Regions from separate parts of the Homo sapiens genome. Here region 1 is linked to region 2. A link is a loop called in an ENCODE intact Hi-C map of the cell type or tissue named here. Cell type or tissue: transverse colon. All regions are shown on one strand. Links, peaks and the distances in the headings refer to the core of each region. The heading gives the core; the rest is flanking DNA. Region 1 overlaps ACSL1 (acyl-CoA synthetase long chain family member 1). Region 2 overlaps ACSL1 (acyl-CoA synthetase long chain family member 1).

Region 1 (10,734 bases), core at 5,440-7,939, 52 kb after region 2:
GTAGAGGTAGGCATTTAATTTTGTTTTCCTTGCTTGTTTGTGTATGTTCTGCTAAGTTGTTGTGTTTTACAGAAAGCACTTCCCTTGAGTGCCAGTGACACACACATTTCATATTTACCACTTGCTCACATTTATGAACAGTTATTGAAGGTAAGTGTGGCGTGCGGACTGTCATCCCTATAGAGAATTCTCTGCTCAGCCCCGTTTTAGAAATGGTGCAGATTATTTGAAAGAATATAAATTCTTTTTCTGAGTATGAACAGGATACTGGAATTTAATCACTCATTTTAAAATTAGGAGTTCAGACTTTTGAAGGATACTAATGTGGACATGAGTCCAGAAAAACCAACTATAAAGGTAAAGTCATTATTAATTCAGTTCTACAAAGCCCAGCGAGGCTTCCGTTCTGTGAGAAGTCTCTATTTTTGATTGTGCTTGTTCCTAATGCACAAGTTGGCTTGCGACTAATTTTTTCAGCAATATTCTAAGTGCCCTTGGAGAAAGAGGATGATCCTTGAGTTGACCTTTGCCTAGGCTCCCTGTAATCAACTGTGTGACTAATTTTAAAACTGACCAAGAACCACCTTTTTTCCTTCTTTGACAATTTTGGATTTTATGCTGTAGGAAAAAACAATGAGCACCATTCATTCATTTAGTGAGTAGTTACTGAGCTCTAGCTGTGTGCCCTCTGCTGTGTTGGAGACAGAGGTGACTATCAGCCGATGCTTTGGATGACAGCTGCCCTGTCGGATTTGCTCATCCCAAAGGATCGAAGGCGATTAGATCCCATCTGCCATCTGTTCCTTCTACTTCCTGCACACCTCAGAGTCTTCTGGGTTTATAAAGCAATCTCACATGAGTTGCTGTACCTAACGAGTTTTAGAGGTGTGCCTAGAAGGCAGGCCACGCTGAACAAAAGCTTTCTGAGCTGTAATTGTTAAACAGTGAACCATGGTGTACCTTTCTCGTGGTTTCTGCTTCTAAGACAGAGAACATTTGTACTTCCCTTGTGTCATCTTTTGAATCTTTTCTTTTTAAATTTTAAAATAGGCAAACTGTCAGGTCCATATGGCTTGCCAGCATGGTTTGTACTAGACAGGAAAAAAATCATGCAGTGTATTCTAGCTGAATGGCAAGCCACTCTGGTATTAGATACCCTGGTGTCACAAATTCATCATACTTGGTGGCCTTTCAGAAACTTCTAGTTAGATTCAAACAAAAGAAAGTGAGACTTTAACAAACTTGGACTCTAGGCAAGAAGTTAAGTTTTTATTTTGAGAATAAATTAAATGTAAAGTTTCTGGAAGGCTATATATATATATATATATATATATTTGAGACAGAGTCTCCCTCCGTGGCCCAGGCTGGAGAGCAGTGGCACAATCTCAGCCCACTGCAATCTCCGCCTCCTGGGTTCAAGCGATTCTCCAGCCTCAGCCTCCTGAGTCGCTGGGACTATGGGCACCCGCCACCAAGCCCGGCTAATTTTTGTTTTAGTAGAGATGGGGTTTCACCGTAACGTGGCCAGGCTCGACTGGAACTCCTGACCTCAAGTGATCCACCTGCCTCGGCCTCCCAAAGTGCTGGGATTATAGGTGTAAGCCACCGCGCCCAGCCACTAAAAATATTTAGAATATGTAATACCATGTCATTCATTGAACAGATACTTACCACCGCACTAAAAGAGTAGAACCTCTGTGGTCATCACTAAAAACAACATAGCCTGGTTTTTTACTGAGTCCCATATCTTCAGGATAACCAAGAGAAATACCACATTTCCATGTTGTACAATGACTAGTAAATGCACATTTTTTTTAAGTTACCTATATTTAGGAAATTTAAGATTTCTGGAAACTGGCCTGAAATGCTAAAACTGAAATGTTGGATGTTGTCCATATGTTGTGTAACCCCTGCTGTGGTGATAAAATGTTTGTTTTTTCCATTACCCCTATAGTGTGTAATGCTGTGTCATGGAGCTAAAATCGGATTTTTCCAAGGAGATATCAGGCTGCTCATGGATGACCTCAAGGTGCTTCAACCCACTGTCTTCCCCGTGGTTCCAAGACTGCTGAACCGGATGTTTGACCGAGTAAGTTCCAAGCAGCGAAGTCCCAGGACTGAGCACTGACTTGGACGCAGGGGCTTGGGCTTGAATTGGGCTGTGCCATGTGCCATCTGTATGACCCTGGACAATCCTCCCAATCTTACAGAACTTCAGTTTACTCATCTGTAAAGTTAGAATGCGTTTACCTCTCAGAGTGGCTGATAAGGATTATAAGAGAAAATGCATGAACACACTTTGTAAACCATGGTCACAACACAAGCATAATGTGGGAGGTCATTTTATTTTTACAATAAACACTTTGAGCCTCTGCTTCCTCATGTGTAACACGGACTGTTTACCTCTTCTCTCCTACTGTTTGTCTCCAAAAGTTGCTAATGGGATCACGTAAGAATAGTAACTATGAAATGGTTTTCTTCATTGTAAAGCTCCTTGCATGGACATGTAAAACATTACTTAATTGGCCACACTGAAAGAAGTGACTAAGCCACAGCAGAGCCCAAGAGAACACCAGCCCCTCTGCGGTGGGTATCATTGCGTGGACCGCACAGCCAGGGCCAGGCGCGAGGGGCATGAGCAATCTCCAGAAAGAGTGTTCACTTACTCTTTATTTTGAGGCAGGACTTTTGTTATCTCTCAGAACGTTCTTATGTTTTTAATGGTTCTTTTTAAAAGGACAACTTTATCAACATATAATACTCTGTATAATTTGCTGATTTAAAGTGTGTAATTCAAAGGTTTTGAGTACTTTCACAGTTCTCCAGCCATCACTACAATCAATTTTAGAACATTTTCATGACCTCCAAGAGAAACCCTTACCTATTCTTTATCAGCTCCCCGACCCCCTCCACCCTTCAGCATCCGCTCATCTGTGTATTTCTCTATTCTGGACTTTTCTGTGGATGGAATCATGCCATATGTGCTCCTTTGTGACTGGCGTCTTTCACAAGCATCCATGTAGCACGTATTAGCACTTCATTCCTTTTAACGGCCAAATAGTATTCCACTGTATGGGTATAACGCATTTTATTTATCCATTCCTTTTTTTTTTTTTTTTTTGAGACAGGGTCTCTCTCTCTGTCATCCAGGCTAGAGTGCAGTGGTGTTATCATGGCTCACTGCAGCCTCCACCTCCAGGGCTCAAGCAGTCCTCCCACCTTAGCCTCCTGAGTAGCTGGGACCGCAGGCATGTGCCACCATGCCCGGCTAATTTCTGTATTTTTTGTAGAGATGGGGTCTTACCATGTTGGCCACACTGGACTCAAACTCCTGAGCTCAGGAGATCTGCCCACCTCAGCCTCCCAAAGTGCTGGGAATACAAGCGTGGGCCACCGCACCTGGCCTACACATTCCTACTCGATGGGCATTTGGGGATGTATGTGTCCATTGCTCCTGGGTGTATACCGAGGTGTGGAATTGCTGTCCTGTGCTGACCATGTGGGGCCGTTAGAGGACCGGCCAGGCTGTCAGAGCAGCTGTGCCATTTTGTGTTCCCCAGCTGTGTGTGAGGGTTCTGATTTCTCCACACTCTTTGACTCTGGCCATCCTAGTAGGTGTGAAAACTTTCTCATGTCTTGCCTCATTAGATTTTCGGACAAGCAAACACCACGCTGAAGCGATGGCTCTTGGACTTTGCCTCCAAGAGGAAAGAAGCAGAGCTTCGCAGCGGCATCATCAGAAACAACAGCCTGTGGGACCGGCTGATCTTCCACAAAGTACAGGTAACACGTGACTCACAGCCACTGCTCCCATGGAAACCGACTTCGCTTTTCAGAGTTCTGGGAGGGCCTTTTTTGTGAGAGGGAGAGATGAAGGTAAGGGAGAGAATAACATGTTTTTGTTAATTCTGGCACACATTTAAAAACTAAGGCAAAGCCATTAAGGAGGCCTCAGTTTCTAAGATCAATAGTATTGCAGCCATCTAGGGGGAAAAGGAGTCAGGGTAGTGGAGCCTTTCTCATTCTCCATTTTGTTGCGTTTTTCCGGAACAAGCGTGTCACTCTTGAGGTAATTTTTCAAGCATGAGTGATAACGTGTAACAATATCATGCCCCCCAGAAGGCCAGAATTGTGGTAGTTGCCACAGATCTGCCCAGTTGTGTTCTAATTCCCTGAAATAGCTTCTGCAGAGGTGGGGCTGACTTCCATCCCCATTGGGAGGGAACAGGGCAGTCACGGGTGGAAACAAACCGTAGCCCTGTGCTGCCATCATGAGGGCTGTGAGTTCTCCGTGTGGCCTCCGTGTGGTCTGCAGCTATGGGTTAGGGAACGGGGTCCCAAGCAGGCCCCCTTGGCGGAGAGGCCGCCGACTTCCAGGTGTGTAACCCTCACCTTCTCCCACTCTCCCTCCCTGAAAGTCGAGCCTGGGCGGAAGAGTCCGGCTGATGGTGACAGGAGCCGCCCCGGTGTCTGCCACTGTGCTGACGTTCCTCAGAGCAGCCCTGGGCTGTCAGGTGAGGTGGATGTCACGGCGCCTGATTCTCCCACACTAGGATGCCCAGTCCTCTTCTGCACCAAAAGTCATCTGTACTGTGTGTGTGTGTGTGTGTTCTTTCTTAATTGACAAGCGTATCTATATTTATGGCGTAACAACATGATGTTTTGATGTATGTAATATGTAAACATTGTGGAATGGCTAAATGAAGCTAATTAACATGTGTCTTACCACCCATACTTTTTTTTCCCACGTGGTGAGAACACTTGGAATCTACCCTCTGGGCAGTTTTCAAGTATATGATACATTGTTGTTAGCTCTAGTCACCACGTGGTGCTATGGAGCTCTTGAACCAGTTCCTCCTGATGGAGACTTTGTGTCCTTTCACCAACATCACCCCTATCCTTCCCACCCCCTACTTTGTGTGTGTGTGTTATGTTTGTTTGGAAGATATGTTATTATTAGGTTGCTTGGAGAAGCAACCATATGTATATTTTTTACCCTAGGCAGGGGAATGTGTGTGTCTGCCATTTGTTGAATTTTCTCTAGGATCAGGTGCAAGACAACCTTTAGAAGCAGGTATGCAGCTGTGGAATGGGTCACAGGTGATGAGCCTACCCGCACACCATGCTGACAACCTGTAGTAAAGGGAGAAAGGAGGATTTGGTGGCAGACGGGGCATGTGTGGGGTACATGTCCTGTGAATTGGCCAAGGGAGTTCACTGCTGCTGGGTGGTGACCAGTCACATAGGGGTTCTCCCTCGCTTGGCCACTGGAAGTTAAATAGAAGGTGTACCTGGGTGACGGCTGGTGTTGGCGTAAAGCACACTGGACCATTGAATGAACTTACTGAACAGACCATTTGAAATGAGATTTCACCAGTCAGCCATGACTTGGGAGTTAGTGAGACTTCATTGCTTGTGCACTTCCAGTAAAGGTGTGATTGTGCTCTCCTTAATAATGTTGCATCTCTTGGTGCCCCAGTTTTATGAAGGATACGGACAGACAGAGTGCACTGCCGGGTGCTGCCTGACCATGCCTGGAGACTGGACCGCAGGTATGGCTGTAGGAGGCTCCTTTTTGGAATTTTGTTATTCATACTGGGTTATTGGTATGTCTGGAATTGGGTTAATCACTGACTGGTTCATTAACCATCTTAAACAAAAGTGCTATGTTTCTGATCATTAGGCTCTGGGGGCAAACACTCTTGTAAGTCAGGGCACTGTGGGGAGAACACCTCCTGCAACTGAGGGGTGGCGCTGGGGATCTGACTGTAAAGCTGGTGGCAGCAGAGACTTGCCTAGACTCTACTAGTGACATCTGAGAGGGGCCCTGTGTTCCAGATTGAGAGTGTCTGGCCCAACAGAGCTTCCTAGTAATTGAGTAGGGTCTCGTTATTTGCTGGTCATTTTAAACAACAAATAGTTATTGAATTTGTACTGTGTGCTGTGCTAGGTGTTGGGACTACCAATAGGAATAAATACAAGTCCTTTTTCTCAAAAAGTCATTTCTCAAAAGGAAAAAGGAGGAGGACAAACAAAAATAATTGAGCATCTGTCATGGGTAAGCCTCTGTGATGGGTGCTTAGGATGTACCTAATGTCAGTGTAACCCCAACAGTGTCCCTGTGAGATAAGTTCTGGTACTTCTCAGAGGAAATTATAGATTGTTGCTTAAGTAACACATAAATGATGTATGAGAATTTACGCGGCATTATGCTTTGGAGCCAGGATTTCAACCCCGGCCTGACTGCAGAGCTTCTGTGCTTCCTCTGTGTCACCTGAGTAGTAAATTCTACACTGTGATAAATAAACTTCCCAGCTTATTTGGAGTATTATAAGTATTAGCACCATTTAGTAACATATATTCTAGAACCTAGCACTGTCCACTAACATCATTGTCCTGGAATTAACGCAGACAGTCTGTGAATCTTCTTTATGGTATTTGTTTAATTTTTAACCTCAGTTTCCTTAACAGAGAATTTGGAATACTGATCTCTAGAAGCTCAAATTATTAAAACATAGGAAGAATTATTTGTGATATCTAATGTGATATCTAACATATCTAATGTCTGTTGTTGCTGCTTTTGGAAAAGACAGCCCAGTCTTAACAGCCTTTGGCAAGAGAGTTAAGTTAGCTGTAGAAATAAGCACTGTCCCGTCTTAGTAAAAACTGTAAGACATGCTTCTTCATACGCAAGGAAATAAAGGCCGTGTTGATCAGAACCAGGTGGTGCGTGAGGTTTGCCAAAGCTGCATATGTTCTCTCTTCTTACAGAGAACAGGATGCTAAGAATTCTGTGTAAGATGAGTGCAAGTAATGGGTGGGGGCGATCGGAGGGTGGAAGCCGAGTGAAGGTTTGAGAGAGGCTGCTTCCAGGTGTTTGTAGGAACCTTCACATAGAGGCCAAATTACTCATAAATAACTCAGAGCATCACACTTGGAAAAGGTCCTGAAGACACTAAATATGTTCTTCCCTAGTCTAAGAATAGACTCTCTTAAATTATACTAGGAAGAGAATGGCTGTAATTGCAGAAATCAGAAGTTTATCCCAGCCGTTTTTCTTATGTGGAATCCTGTTTGCTATCAAAATAATTTGACCTGAGGTTATGAGTAGTTCCCTTAGGAATGACCATTTGCTTATTTAATATACAGGCCATGTTGGGGCCCCGATGCCGTGCAATTTGATAAAACTTGTTGATGTGGAAGAAATGAATTACATGGCTGCCGAGGGCGAGGGCGAGGTGAGTGAAAACCGTCAGTCATTTTCCCTCGCTGCCATTTCCTGTGATCGCTGGCCTTTGCGAATGCTGTGGTATTTCCCAACAGCTCAATAAAGCCATTGAACTTGACTTCATTGGTGATCCTGGAGTCTGCCAGGCTTCTTTCTGAGGGTACATTTATGTTCAGCTCTCGGGGAGTGGGCAGGAGGGACACTGATGCCTGTCTTCCTCTGCCAGGCCTCATAGGGATTTGGGCTGGAGAGCCTGCAAAGAAAGGCCCGGTGGCCTCAGTTCCTGGGACGAAGGTCCTGCCTGTTGATTGCCCTGGGTACCTATTAGTGAGCTGCTGGCTGCTGGATGGGAAGCCTAATTACTTAAAAGTGATTTCATCCCCTGCGGGGCTTTCCAACAGCTTTGAGCCAGAACCTAGGGCAAGCATTTGCCCTACAAATCGGCCAGAGCTGAGGTAATTCAGGAAGGGAAGTAGGGGCACTGGAGATCTCTCGCAGACCCTGGTGGGGCTCTGGTAACTCCCTCTGCATCCTGGAGTTTAGGGCTTCCAGCTAAAGGTTGGGGCAGACACACACGTACACACATGCACACACCAGTTTTCTCTGGAAAAACCCCAGTAAATGCTGTTCACTGATGATCTTCTTTTCTTTAGGTGTGTGTGAAAGGGCCAAATGTATTTCAGGGCTACTTGAAGGACCCAGCGAAAACAGCAGAAGCTTTGGACAAAGACGGCTGGTTACACACAGGGGACATTGGAAAATGGTTACCAGTAAGTTGCCGCCTCCTCAGGTCACAAACAGTTCAGTTCCACTGTGGGGAAGAAAATGTCTTATCTACTGTGCAGCTGCCATGTGGCAGTGGCACCCTGAATTTTCTCTTTCCCTTCCTCCTTGGTGAGTGGTATGATGTAGACTGTTCCATTTCCTGCAGGGGACAGGGTTACACTTAGCATCCTTGGTTGGATTTTCACTTTCACTTCAGCGAATATGTTTTGTTCTGATGCTTTTTTGTTTCTTTGTTGTGTTTTTGGGGTTTTTTTTTTTTGAGACGGAATCATGTTCTTGTCACCCAGGCTGGCTGGAGTGCAATGGCGTGATCTCGGCTCACTGCAACCTCCACCTCTCGGGTTCAAGTGATTCTCCTGCCTCAGCCTCCCAAGTATCTAGGATTACAGGTGCCCACCACCACACCTGGCTGATTTTTATATTTTTAGTAGAGACGGGGTTTCACCATGTTGGCCAGGCTGGTCTCAAACTCCTGACCTCAGGTGATCCACCCGCCTCAGCCTCCCAAAGTGCTGGGATTACAGGCGTGAGCCACCACCGCGCCTGGCCCGTTTTGATGCTTAACATCAATTCTGGTTGTTGCTTCTCAACCGGAATACAAAGAGACAGTGGCTTTTTTACAATATCCGTACTGAGCCGTGATGTTGAGGCCTCAGTTAAATAAGATCTGGGGGAAGTTGTGGTAGACTTCCAGCAATGTAGGATGGGTAAGGATTTGGGAATAAATGTGTTTCTTAGGTTTGTCATCTCATTAAAAATAGGGTGTTTCACAGATTAGGCGAACTCCTTGAATTTAGTTGAATGTAGTCTCAGAACCATTTACTGTAGAGAAATTCTGAAGAGTCTATCTTAAGAGTGAGAAGCTTGTGCAAGAAGCCTGACCTGTCCTACCTGTTGGTTTGACCAGTAATCTGCTGTTTCGAAGTTATTATGATGCTGATTGCAAGCCCTAAAATTACAAATATAATTTTTATTACTGTGTATTGGCAGATTCTTGTAGATTTTAGGTGCTTATTTCTTTGGAATTTGTATTGATTAGAAAAATACCTCCCAAAATTACTTCAGATTTTGCAATACCCAAACTATTTAGAGCTAAATTAAGTCCCCCTCTTCCGGTTCAAGAGAGATTAAATGTCAGTTCCAATTCTACTGTGGCACTCACGAACACATCCCATAGTCTCTCTGGACCTTGGTTTGCTCCTTTTGAAAATGGAGAACTGGTGTGGAACAAAAGAACCCTAGACACTTTCTACAGATGACTTTTGGAGGCATGAGAGTGGCCCCGGGGTGGGGATGGGGTAAAAGTGGGACTAGGGTTTTGCTTACGGCACTACTGGGATGTGGCTGGTCTGGTCCAGAGATGCTAGAGCACTTCCACAGTTGACTCACTCTTCCCAAAGGGCCAAGAGCACCCCTCCAGACATCGAGGAAGAAAACAGGAATTTGGCCTTTGTGTAGGAAACATTTCTTGAACTCTTACTCTGTGCAGAGCACTTTGGAAGGAAAAGTTGTGTTCCTGCTATTAAGGAACTTGAGTCACTTGGTGAGCCAGATGTGTATGCGCCTAATTCAGACAGGAGGCTAAATGAGCCAGCAAAGCCTTGCTAGTGTTGACCAGTCAGTGGTGCCAAGTGGTGACGCTGAATAAGCACGGGCTCTAGGACCCCTTCTCTGTCTCTGCACTTGGCCAAATAGCCTTGGACAAGTTCCTCAGTCTCTCTAAGCCTTTGTTTTCCTCTCTGTAAAATGGGATCATAACTGACCTCTGTGGGATGTTATTAGAATTAATCAATAGTGTGTATTAAATACCTTTCAGTGTTGTACTGGGATCCATCCTGGTTGGAAACCAGCCATCAGCCCATTCATAACCCCCTCCCCTCTGATCAACAGAATGGCACCTTGAAAATTATCGACCGGAAAAAGCACATATTTAAGCTGGCACAAGGAGAATACATAGCCCCTGAAAAGATTGAAAATATCTACATGCGAAGTGAGCCTGTTGCTCAGGTGTTTGTCCACGGAGAAAGCCTGCAGGTATGTGCTTTCTGGGTCTTGAATCTTGCTGCATACACATTGCCATTGCCTGGTACTCCAGGGGCTTTAAATGTGATTGGAAGTTTGAGACGCCTATCACTTGGCTTTCATGTCTAATCTGCTAGAATATCATTGACCTGTTACTGATTTTTGTTGCTTGGCATTTCCTGCTCAGGAAAATTTGTTCTCTTTAATTTCCACATTTTTATTTTACTTAGAGAGGTCTGATGTACCAAGGGGAGGTTGGATAAACATACTGGGGGACAGGGGCATGGGTAATATATGTTTCCAATTATGAAAGAAAATATTGACATGGGTTATAAGAAAGTTTACAATTTTCAAACATATTAAACCCAGCCTATTGATGATATGCTTCCTAATCATTTTTGAGCAAACGGTGGTTGTGAACCAAGAATACTCAAAGTTGAAAATCAAAATCAGTATTGCAGTGAAACATGTATGGTATTTGCCAAAATGTTGGACAGATGATGCCAAGGAAGAGAGGATCTGGTTTCCTGAAAATTAACCTTTTGGAAAGTTGGGTCAAATGGTATTTCTAGTTCTAGATCCCTGAGGAATCGCCACACTGACTTCCACAATGGTTGAACTAGTTTACAGTCCCACCAACAGTGTAAAAGCGTTCCTATTTCTCCACATCCTCTCCAGCACCTGTTGTTTCCTGACTT
Region 2 (10,734 bases), core at 4,886-7,385:
CTGCCTGTAGACCATTTCCTCATTCTGGAGGGGACTTCTGATAAATGTAGGCTCTATCCATTAGCACAGCTTTGGCTGCTATAGAAATGGGCACTTTCCCCTTAGGTTTGTTGTGGGAGAAATGTCCATATAAGAAGGACTGAAACACTCTGAATACTATTTATTCCTTTATTAAGCAGAGTCATGAGAAAGTGCTTCCGGAGCTAGTTTCTCCTTCAGGGTCCAGGTGTCTGCCACAAAGCAGGGCTGTGGTAGCTGACCGAGGTGGTAGCCACAGCCTGGACACGGCCAGGCTTAGGAACAGAGCAGTGATGAGAGCAGCAGACAGAGCCAGGTGCTGCTAAGCTTCTGATGGGTTAACTCATTAGTACCTTCAGCAACCCTGTAAGGTAGGTCCTGCTGCTATCCTTACTGTACACAAGATAAAGGAACAGGTGCAAAGATTAAGTTCCCCATACCAGAATTTGAACCTAGGCAGTCTGGCTTCAGGGTCTGTGCTCCTAATTGCTGGGCTCTACTGCCCCTCCAGAGCTAGAAGTTCTCACTCCAGGAGGGCCTAGAAAGTTCCAGGTTAGGCCAGGTGCGGTGGCTCACGCCTGTAATCCCAGCATTTTGGGAGGCCGAGGCGGGTGGATCACCCTGACCAATATGGTGAAACCCCGTCTCTACTAAAAATACAAAAATTAACTGGGCGTGGTGGTACGTGCCTGTAGTCTCAGCTGCTCGGGAGGTTGAGGCAGGAGAATCGCATGAACCCAGGAGGCGGAGGCTGCAGTGAGCCAAGATTGCGCCACAGCACTCCAGCCTGGGTGACAGAGTGAGACTCTGTCTCCAAAAGAAAAAAAAAGAAAGTTCCAGGTTATACAGCTGGCAGTAAGACAGGAAGGACAGAGCTGGGTCTCCTTCGGTGTCACTGCTCCTTGATTTTACCCCCATCTCATTTACACTCTGCCTTGAATTATCTCTTTATACCACTAGAGTGCTGAAAGAGACCACAAATTTTGATTCAGCGTGGCTCAGGGAGTGATAAGATCACTTGCTATGTAGCTGTGACTTTCTAGAGAATTAAAAAATAAAAGGCTTTGCCTGCCCTGGACATTGGTCTTGTAAGGCTGGAGAACAATTGAGACGCATGACTGGCCGGGTGCAGTGGCTCACGCCTGTAATCCCAGCACTTTGGGAGGCCGAGGTGGGCGGATCATGAGGTCAGGAGATCAAGACCATCCTGGCTAACACGGTGCAACCCTGTCTCTACTAAAAATACAAAAAATTAGCCAGGCATGGTGGTGGGCACCTGTAGTCCCAGCTACTTGGGAGTCTGCAGGGATCGGAGGGGGGTGACTTGGCCAAGGTAACACAACCTGCCTGACCCTCTGGCCATGCACACGTGTGGAGTTTGTTCCCGGGCCCTGTGCCTGTTCAAAGAATGGCTGGACGTCGGTATTGCCCTTGGTTTCTGCCCTGAAGTCCAGTCAGTCAGCAGTTCTGCTTATTCTGACCCTCTCTGTGCAGTATTACCCAACACACATGCATTTCCTCCTTGCCTTCTCAGTATTGCCATCGTGAACCAGAATTGTCACCTCCAATTTAAACAGTGAAGGCCTTTGTTAGGAAGAGGGGCAGGGTGCAGAGGGGGATGGTTGCTTTTTCTAAATCACAGCTCTGATCAAATCCCTCCTAAGCAGAAGCCTTCCAGGCTCCCCTCCATAAGGCTCCAGGTGTTTACTTACCTTGCCTGTCAGGGGCTTCTGCAGCTTGCTTCCTACCTGCTATCTCCACTCCTCTCCAAACCACCATATCCTGAGGCTTCTAGAAAGCAAACTCTGGCGGCATGGGGTTAATGGGTCTGTGTACCCAAGACACTGTACCTGGGTGCTGTCATCTGCCTGACTGACCTTCCTGTGTCCTGGTCCGATGGTGTCTTTGATCCTATAGCTAAGATCAAGACACTGAAAATCTCTAGACTCAAGTCTGTGCTTTTGCTGGGATAAAGTTTGTGTTGAGTACATCTAGGCTGGGTGTGGTAGCTCACGCCTGTAATCTCAGCACTTTGGGAGGCCAAGGCAGGTGGATCATCTGAGGTCAGGAGTTCGAGACCAGCCTGGACAACATGGTGAAACCCTGTCTCTGCTAAAAATACAAAAATTAGCCAGGTGTGGTGGCAGGCGCCTGTAATCCCAGCTACTCAGGAGGCTGAGGCAGGAGAATCCCTTGAGCCTGGGAGGCAGAGGTTGCAGTGAGCCAAGATCGTGCCATTGCACTCCAGCCTGGGGTATAGAGTGAGGCTCTGTCTCCAAAAAAAAAAAAAAAAAAAGTACATCTAAATGGTACGATGCCCATGTTGGCCTATTTGGAATGCCATTCCTTGTCCCACAGAGCCCTGCTCCTCAGAGGCACTTTTCCTGGAGTGACTCTCCCCTTCCTCACCTACACTCACTGTCATTCAGCTGTAGATGCACCAGCGATCATGCTAGTGGTTAAAATATCGAAATACTCCCATCCTGGCTAGAGAATAGCTGCTACCCAAGTGCCCCCGCCCTTCATATGGAAACTAAAGGGTTAATACATGGGGCAGTAGAGGAACTTTGGAGCCCTGTTTTGGTGCACTGGCCTGTGTCTTTTCTGGCTGGTTGGTGTCTGGCCGTACTGGCTATTAAATATTTTGATGAGCATCCCAGCCTCTGTCCCACGTGCATCTTTTCATGAGTGCATATCTGGCTTCCACAGATTGGCACCCCAGCCACACTCTAAGCTCTGGGCACATGGGAGACCTAGTCATTGTCATCTCTGTGTTTTCAGCAGCGTTTAATACAGGGCCTTACCGCTAGTAAGCATGTAAGATTATCTAATGATGGATTGAGGGTAGGGCAGGTTCCGATGGTCAGATGTCCCATAGAAGGTGGTCCCTAACAAGAATATACATTGTAATGTTCCAGGTTTGTCTATTCTGATACTGTGCAAAACGTAGATCTTATAGCCAAGATCAAGGCATCGAAAGTCTGTGGACCTAAGCCTGTGCTTTCACTGAGTGAAGTTTGTGTTTCGGAGTACATCTGAGGTGTTTCTTTCCGTGTAGTTTCACTTGTGTTGGAGAAGCAGGTGGCTGTGGTCTTTGCAGGGTGTGAGAGGGGAGGAGATTAGTGTTGAGCTCCAGCTAATGTTACATAACTCTACTGTAGTCTTCCTTTACCTGGTATTCTTGTGTTCAAATTGCCCCTTGTTTCTGTGCCACTAGTGAAATGGTCAAATGGCTCATTGTTCCTTCTGTAGGACAGTTACCTACATTGCGCCTCAGGCAAGCTTCTGAGGCATCCCAGGATGGGGAGCTGGCGGGGGACCTTATCTGTCAAGCAGCCCAGCCAGGCACCTCACAGTGGACGGAACTGAGTTCTTGAGGGGGTGGCTGAGCAGCCCAGACTCCCAGGTTAGACTCTGAAGACAGCCAGTCTGTGCTTTTCTCTCCTGATGTGAGTCAGAGGCAAACTCTGCCGATGCCAAGACCTCCCTAGAGTTCAGGCAGGGTGAAGATCCTTGTCCTTGGGGTCAGGGCTGAAGCTTCAGGGTGTCCAGGACAGACCTTCAGAGGAGGCCAGCCCTGGAGCCTGGCGTGGGTCTCGGCCTCAAGCCTCTCTGTCCTGCAGAGAGGCCGGCTCAGTCTCTTCACCCTCTCAGGCAGGCCAGGCGACGGTCACCAGTAGCGTCCTGCTCTCTCTGGCATGCTTCCCTTCATCACTGGGTGATGCTGAGTGTCTTTTCCTCCCTCTTTGATGTGACAGTCCCTTTTTGCAGGCTTTTGCAGGCACTGTCCCTCTGCCTCCCAGGTGTGGCACGCATTTCAGGGTGCCTCCATTAGCAGTTTCATGCATTGTTGCCCATGGTGGGGAACAGATGGAGACACAAGGCAGGCAAGCCACCAAAGAGGCTGCAGGGCTGCTCAGGAGATGGAAGGACTGTCTCCAGAGTGGGGTGTATGCCCCATAGTGGCTGCCTAGACCATCCATTAGATTGTAGAATAGAATAGAAACATTAGAACTTCTATGGATAGTTATTTTTTGGCCATCTTTTAAATTCATATTTGTGTGTTTTCTAATGGTCAGAAAATACTTGTATATGGTTTATAGATAAAAGCATTTAATGTGAGGGGTGCATTTATTTATTGGGGTACATCATCAGAAGTCTAGAGAACCAGAAAGTTAACTCCTTCTCTAGCACCAGTATCATGAGAGACCTCTGAATGCCATTTTTTAAAAAGGAAAGAATTTGTCAATTAAAGGGGAATAGAAACTGCTCTCTGGCTAGGTTGTGATTCATGTCAAATAGGCCTGTGACTTAAGGAGAGTCAGGTTAACTCCAGAGTATGTTTTGTCTCTGGTCCCAAAACTTAGCAGTGTGGAAGCCTCATTGGGATCAGGGTTTTATTTTTTTCTCTTTTGTTTACTATCATATCCCCTGAGGCTGGAGCTGACTTGCATATCCTCAATATTTGCAAATTGAATATATGGGCGTTTTTCTTGCATGATAATTAAGTATTATGCTGAGTTGGATGCTTCAAGTCAATATTCAGGTTGCCTCCTTTTGTTTAAACCTTTGGGCAGTTGGCAAGATGCAGCCTACATGCCAGTCAGTTTTACTGTCCTGCACATGATACCCCCACGCGGTAGAACCATAGAGCCGTGGAGGCCTCAGAAATGTCACCTGAGAGACAGGGTGTTGGGATGTAACTTAAAGTAATTTTTTAAGAAGTGGGTATAATGAAACAGCAAAACGTTGATCATTACTGAAGCTGAAGTTGGAGTCACGGGTACATAAAATATAGTTTTATTATACTTCTGTGTCTACTTTTGAATAGATTTGAATTTTCATAATAAATTTTAAGTGAAACATAAAGGGAATATAGAGACCCCAAACTAGTATCACCCATTCCGAGCAGGTAATGGCCGAACTGCATAGTCTCTTTTTCTTTCTGTCTTTTAAACACTGGTCATTATTCTATAATCTTCTGCAACTTGTTAGGTTTGTTTTGATTTTGGCTTCCCCAGAGCCAGTCACCTCTTTTTATAGTTACCTGAGCTCTTTGTGTAATTTTAGCTCATGTCTCGTGGTTGTCACCAGTACCTCTCTTCTCCTTCCCAATACGATGAGCTAAATCCTGGTTAACCTTTTCCCTATTTCACTTGTTGCTTCCTCCAACACCACTGAGGTCTTCCACATGACAGGCACAATTCAGAGGCCAGAACAGGGTCCCATGTTTTTTGCAGGCTGCGTCCAGTCCTGGGGAACCTCATAGCCTGTGATTATCTTCTAGATTCCATTCATGTCTGCTTTTTTTTTTTTCTTTTGGATGGCGTCTCTGTTGTCCAGGCTGGAGCGCAGTGGTGCCATCTTGGCTCACTGCCGCTGCGCCCCCCACAGGTTCAATCGACTCTCCTGCCTCAGCCTCCGAGTAGCCGGGACTACAGGTGTGTGCCATCACGCCTGGCTAATTTTTGTATTTTTAGTAGAGATGGAGTTTCGCCATGTTGGCCAGGCTGGGCTTGAACTCCTGGCCTCAGATGATCCACCCACCTCTGCCTCCCAAAGTGCTGGGTTTACAGGCATGAACCTGTAAACCTGGCCTCATCTCTGCTTTTTAAAGTAACAGCAGGTACCTGTTGAAATCTGTAAAAACTCAACTCAGAAGTGGATTTCTCCAAACTCGTGAGAGGCTGATCTTCTTCTCCCTGGGCAGAGAGGTCTTTGTGTCCTGTCTTCTCACCCGTGTCCTGCTAAGCCATTTCTGTGGTTATCAGTCTCTGAAACCTTGGTCTATTTTAAGAGGTGTGAGTAACTCTACCCAACCTTTGCCCTTTTTAACCTTCTTATCCAGGTCACTGATATGTGATAGCTGTGACCTCTGCGAGCTGTGGGGTGCTGTGGACTCCTTGAAGACAAGGACTGGGTCTTACTCTTCCCAGTTTCCCCCCCCAGGCCTGGGTCCTGGAGGGGACAGGAGGGCTCTGTGAACTAAACACCCACTGGGTGAGGGCGAGCCTCCTTTAGCCAGCTGTTTCTTACTCAGCCAAGACATTGACAAGAATGCTGTCATGGGAGAGAGAGAGGCAGAGGCTCCTGACGGTTGCCTTACAATGCGGCTGCGAGTCCCCAGCCCACCTGCCGCTCCTTCAGGGCCTCCTCCCTGCCTCTTTGCTCACAGCACTGTCTGGCTGTTGCTGGTGTTTCTCCACCCACTCCTGTCTCTGCCTGTTCAGACTTGGCCTGGTTCCACCCTCAGCTCTCTGGACAGCCCTCCCTCGGATGCCTGGTGCATGCGTACTGTTTTCTCCCTCCCCTAGATTCCTGGAGCACCAGGGCCCTACCTGCCGTGGTTATCAGATCTGTCTTCTGTAGCTCTGTTAACTCTTGCAGGTGTGTTTGTCTTCATTGATATCCTAAACTTGCTGAAGGCAAAGAAAACCTTGTAAGTATTTTATCCTCAGGCTTTCTGATTGTCAGGAACTAAGGAGAGTTGGTTATCCCCCTGGAATGTTCAGAGTGTTGCTTCTTTTTTTGTGGTGTGACTCCTTTTTCAAAGAGGCACGAAAGTGGAAGTGGCTCACATAGCAGGTCAGTGGCTGAGCCGGGTCCAGCGTGGGCAGACGGGGCAAAGCATAGCTACATATTTTCCAGGAGGGGTTTATATCCTATCTGTCATTCTGTTCTGAGGACAGGTCACTACCTAAATCCTTCGTGGAGCAGGTGGGAAATACATAAATACAGGAGGACATTAACTGACCTGACTCACTTATAGCTTCTTTATCTGGAGAAACTTTTAAAAATACAGCTAATAGTTAGGATGGCAAGTTTTATATTAATTTTTCCATAGTAAAAAATTGGGAAAAATACAGCAACATACAAAGAACAACAACATAGTAGTAAAAACACCCATAGACTCGCCACATAGAATTGAAGGTTTTAACATTGACTCTTTTCTTCATATATCACTGTTCCCTGGGGGTTTTGGGTATTAGGTGGAAACTTGATTGTTTAGTCCTGGACGCCAGGATTGTGTGGCCATCTTTTCCCTTCTCTTACATAGTCTTGGAGAAGCTACCATGATGTTCATGATGGAAAGAGGCGTAGCTCTCCTCTGTTCCCACTCTCCTTTTTTTTTTTTTTTTTTTTTTTGAGGCGGAGTCTCGCTCTGTCGCCCAGGCTGGAGAGCAGTGGCACGATCTTGGCTCACTGCAAGCTCCGCCTCCCGGGTTCATGCCATTCTCCTGCCTCAGCCTCCCGAGTAGCTGGGACTACAGGAGCCCACCACCATGCATGGCTAATTTTTTTGTATTTTTAGTAGAGACGGGGTTTCACCGTGTGAGCCAGGATGGTCTTGATCTCCTGACCTCGTGATCCACCCGCCTCGGCCTCTCTAAGTGCTGGGATTACAGGCGTGAGCCACTGTGCCCAGCCTTACATGTTCATATTCTGTTTATTTCCATAGTCACCACGGGAAGATGGGAAGATCCTGACTTTGGGCAGAGCACCTGAGAGGACCCCAGGATCTAGGTACCTTCTCTGCGTGCAGTTTCTCAAACAAGTGGAGCTTCCTCTCCATCCATGGCCCTCGGAGGAGGAAAGTGCCTGCATAGCTTGGGGCCAGCTCTGGCTACTGTGAAAGGACATTTGATCCTCTCTGCTGTTCAGTTGTGCTCTCTTCTCCTGGTGTGGTCTCTTGCTTCAGGGCTTACTTTGTGGTTAGCTGAGTCCAGTAAGGTGAAGAGTCTTCTGGATTATTTCAGTGGCAAAAAGCCTTTTATTTCCTTCTTTAGCTTTCGTAATAACAGGCCGTGCTTGTCTTGCCTAATACCCTTAGAACATGCTGTCATGTTCTTCAACTTGCGGTCATAGAGACACAATTCCGACTCTTCCTGTGCTGAACATCAGCTGAAATAACATGCCGTATTGATCCAGTTCATGAGTGAGAAGTTTAGTCTACACAAGCCTTTTCTGTCTTGCTCTTTGCAGAAGGATTGCGTCAGCCTAAAAAGCGGATCTTTTTGTCTCCATCCGCTGCCACAAAGCTGTTGACGGAGGCTATCTGCCCAAGTTGGCTGCCTTCTCTAGCTCTTATCAGTAAACTTATCTGCCTCATTGTGACATATCTACAACAGTTGCTTAGCCTTATTCAATCAGTATTGGAAGACAAGTGGAATCATCTTTCTTCTCATAGGAAATTTTTTGAATGGAAACTTGCCCTCTTAAATATGTACCGCCAAAATTTAGCCCTGCTGTCCCACGCAAAGGCTGTACATGACCTGGATATCGTCATGGGGCATGTCCTAACTATAATCATCATTTTCTCAAGTGGATGTACATGACAGATCTTTGCAGCTGTGTGTGAAGAGAGAAGGGAGGAGAGCTATATGTTTTGTTTTGTTTTGTTTTGTTTGCTCTGGAGAATGTTGGGCATATCCTGTTGTCAGCATTCCGTACATCTCAGGTGGCCGCCCACTAGCTCTGTGTTTCTGGGAGCATTCTCCTCACTAGAGCCCTCGCGTGGGACTCTGGATCTTGTGCTTGAGTCTTGTCTGTTTCCCTGGTTTGGAAGATTCTCTTTTCTGTCATAGAAAACTCACAGAAGTTGGAGTCCAGCCCTGGTATGGGGCTCTGGGCTCAAGCCTTTCTGATATTTGCTGTTTTACTTAAGAAAAGTACTTATTTGATCTCTTCCCTTCCCCCGGGGCAGCCTTGATTTGTTTTAAATGAATCATCAGTCGTCTGTCCAAATCTCACTGTATCTCAGCGTCTTCTAAAGACAGTAGCCCTTAGAGTTGATGGCAGTCTTGGGCTGACATTCTACATAAGTGAAACAATTTGAGAAATATAAAACATGATCAAAATAAGAGCAAGAGAATATTTTTATGTCCCCTTTACATCAGTGGCTCGCACCCTTTTCTTTTTCCCCCAGTCAGCCAGGAGATGTTCTCTACTCCTTTCTGGTGTGCGGTGTAGGAGTCTGGTGGCGGGTAGAAGGAGACTACTGAAGTTGGAAAATGCTTAATACCCCCTTTCTTTTTGGAGAATCACTGTTCTATGAATATATCCTCAAGGGACTTGCTGCAGAGACACAGTCAGAATCACAGAGGGTCTGACACGGTCAGAATCACAGAGGGTCATTCATGACTCAGTAGATGTTTGTTAAGCACCTGTCCTTGGCTCGGGACTGTGTTAAGAACCAAGGGCATATAAAGACAGATGGGAGGAGACCCTGGCCGGGGAGAGGAAGAAGCATCTACATAGGTACTAAGTACCATTCGCTGTAAGTGTAAGACAGGAGGTGCTAAGTACCACACAGGGGTTACAAATAAAGAAGTCCTGGAGTTCAGAGGAAGGACTGATTGCTTCTCATAGAGGGGATTGTGTAGGATTTCTGGGTAGTTGTGGAACCGCCGCCTCCTCCCACATGAAGGAGGGCCCTGAGGACCCTGGAAGGTTGGGCCGGTTGCTCACAAATCACCCTCCTGTCTCCTCCTCCCAGTGTCTCTTCAGTGTTTTGCCATTCATTCTCAGGCTCAAAATTACTTCTCTTTTGTCCATTTGTATCCACTTAAGCAATTTTTAAAAATAATTAAACTTTTTTTATTGTGGTAAAATATATATAACATAAAATTTGTCATGCTAATCATTTTTAAGTATACAGTTACACAGTGGTTTGAAGTACATTCATAGGGTTGTATAACCATTACCACCATCTAGTTCCAGAATGTTTCGTCATCCCGAATTGAAACTCTGTGCCCGTTCAGCAATAACGCTCATTCCTCCTCCCCCTGCCCAGCCCCCAGTAACCTCTCTGCTGCTTTCTGTCTCTGTGAATTTGCTGATTCTAGGTACCTCCTAGAAGTGAGATCATGTAGTATTTGTCCTTTGCTTCATCCATGTCATGGCATGTATCCAAATTTCCTTCTTTTTAAAGGTTGGATAATGTTCCATTGTATAGACTACATTTTGATCCGTTCATCTGTTGTTGGAAATCTGGGTTTGAATCCTGGGCTCTTAAAGCATTGTGCAGCTGGGCGCGGTGGCTCACACCTGTAATCCCAGCACTTTGGGAGGCCAAGGCGGGCAGATCACAAAGTCGGGAGATCGAGACCATCCTGGCCAACACGGTGAAACCCCGTCTCTACTAAAAATACAAAAAAAAAATTAGCCAGGCGTGGTGGCGGGTGCCTGAAGTTCCAGCTACTCCGGAGGCTGAGGTGGGAGAATGGCGTGAACCCAGAAGGCGGAGCTTGCAGTGAGCCGAGATCACACCACTGCACTCCAGCCTGGGCGACAAAGTGAGACTCTGTCTCAAAAAACAAAACAAAAAAAAAGCATTGTGCATCGTGGCTTGTCATTGTCAGTGTCACCTATGCCCTCTGTTTAGACTTGAACACCCACGCACGACTGGGCTGATGTGCTCAGCTCTTGAGGTCTGTGGGCTTTGGCTTCAGACCCAGGCACTCATCCTGTTCTCATGTGGAACTAGGGCAGGACATTTGACTCCTGTACAGTTTCCTGATCTTTGAGCTGAAGGCAGTAACAACCCCGTGCAGTAAGGACTGTGACGAGGACGCATTTAGCCCTGTGCGCAGTCCCGTAGCACAGCACCTGACACACGGCAAGTGCTTAAGCACAGTGGCTCCTAACAAACTCATAACTAAGCCCATTTCCCCAAACATCTTCCTTCCCCTTTCCTATCCTATCCTATCCTATCCG

Evidence for each region. Hi-C counts contacts between places; a loop is a spot of excess contacts. Peaks named below come from ENCODE experiments on the same cell type or tissue, not always from the same donor. Only the 100,000 strongest peaks of a DNase experiment are listed, where the experiment ranks them.
Region 1: it touches region 2 in a loop (2.0-fold over the local background); 12 of 110 quality-filtered maps call a loop at or near these places.

What each region holds. Positions count from the first base shown.
Region 1 is chr4:184,759,671-184,770,404 of GRCh38, reverse strand. It overlaps ACSL1 (acyl-CoA synthetase long chain family member 1), which reads left to right. Exons shown (of 21, transcript NM_001995.5): 11 at 1-6; 12 at 1,955-2,089; 13 at 3,649-3,783; 14 at 4,419-4,514; 15 at 5,480-5,552; 16 at 7,150-7,238; 17 at 7,882-7,998; 18 at 9,905-10,048. Among named protein-coding and RNA genes, the nearest start is that of CENPU, 31 kb to the right of the region's middle. In transverse colon, for the core only: no CTCF peak of the experiment used is centred there; a DNase peak (open chromatin) is centred at 6,746; H3K27ac peaks cover 1,099 bases.
Region 2 is chr4:184,810,721-184,821,454 of GRCh38, reverse strand. All of the region lies in intron 1 of ACSL1 (acyl-CoA synthetase long chain family member 1), which reads left to right. Among named protein-coding and RNA genes, the nearest start is that of ACSL1, 9.9 kb to the left of the region's middle. RefSeq lists enhancers at 2,942-3,031, 5,316-5,395, 5,666-5,985, 6,166-6,225, 6,366-6,545 and 1 more. In transverse colon, for the core only: no CTCF peak of the experiment used is centred there; a DNase peak (open chromatin) is centred at 6,254; H3K27ac peaks cover 1,621 bases.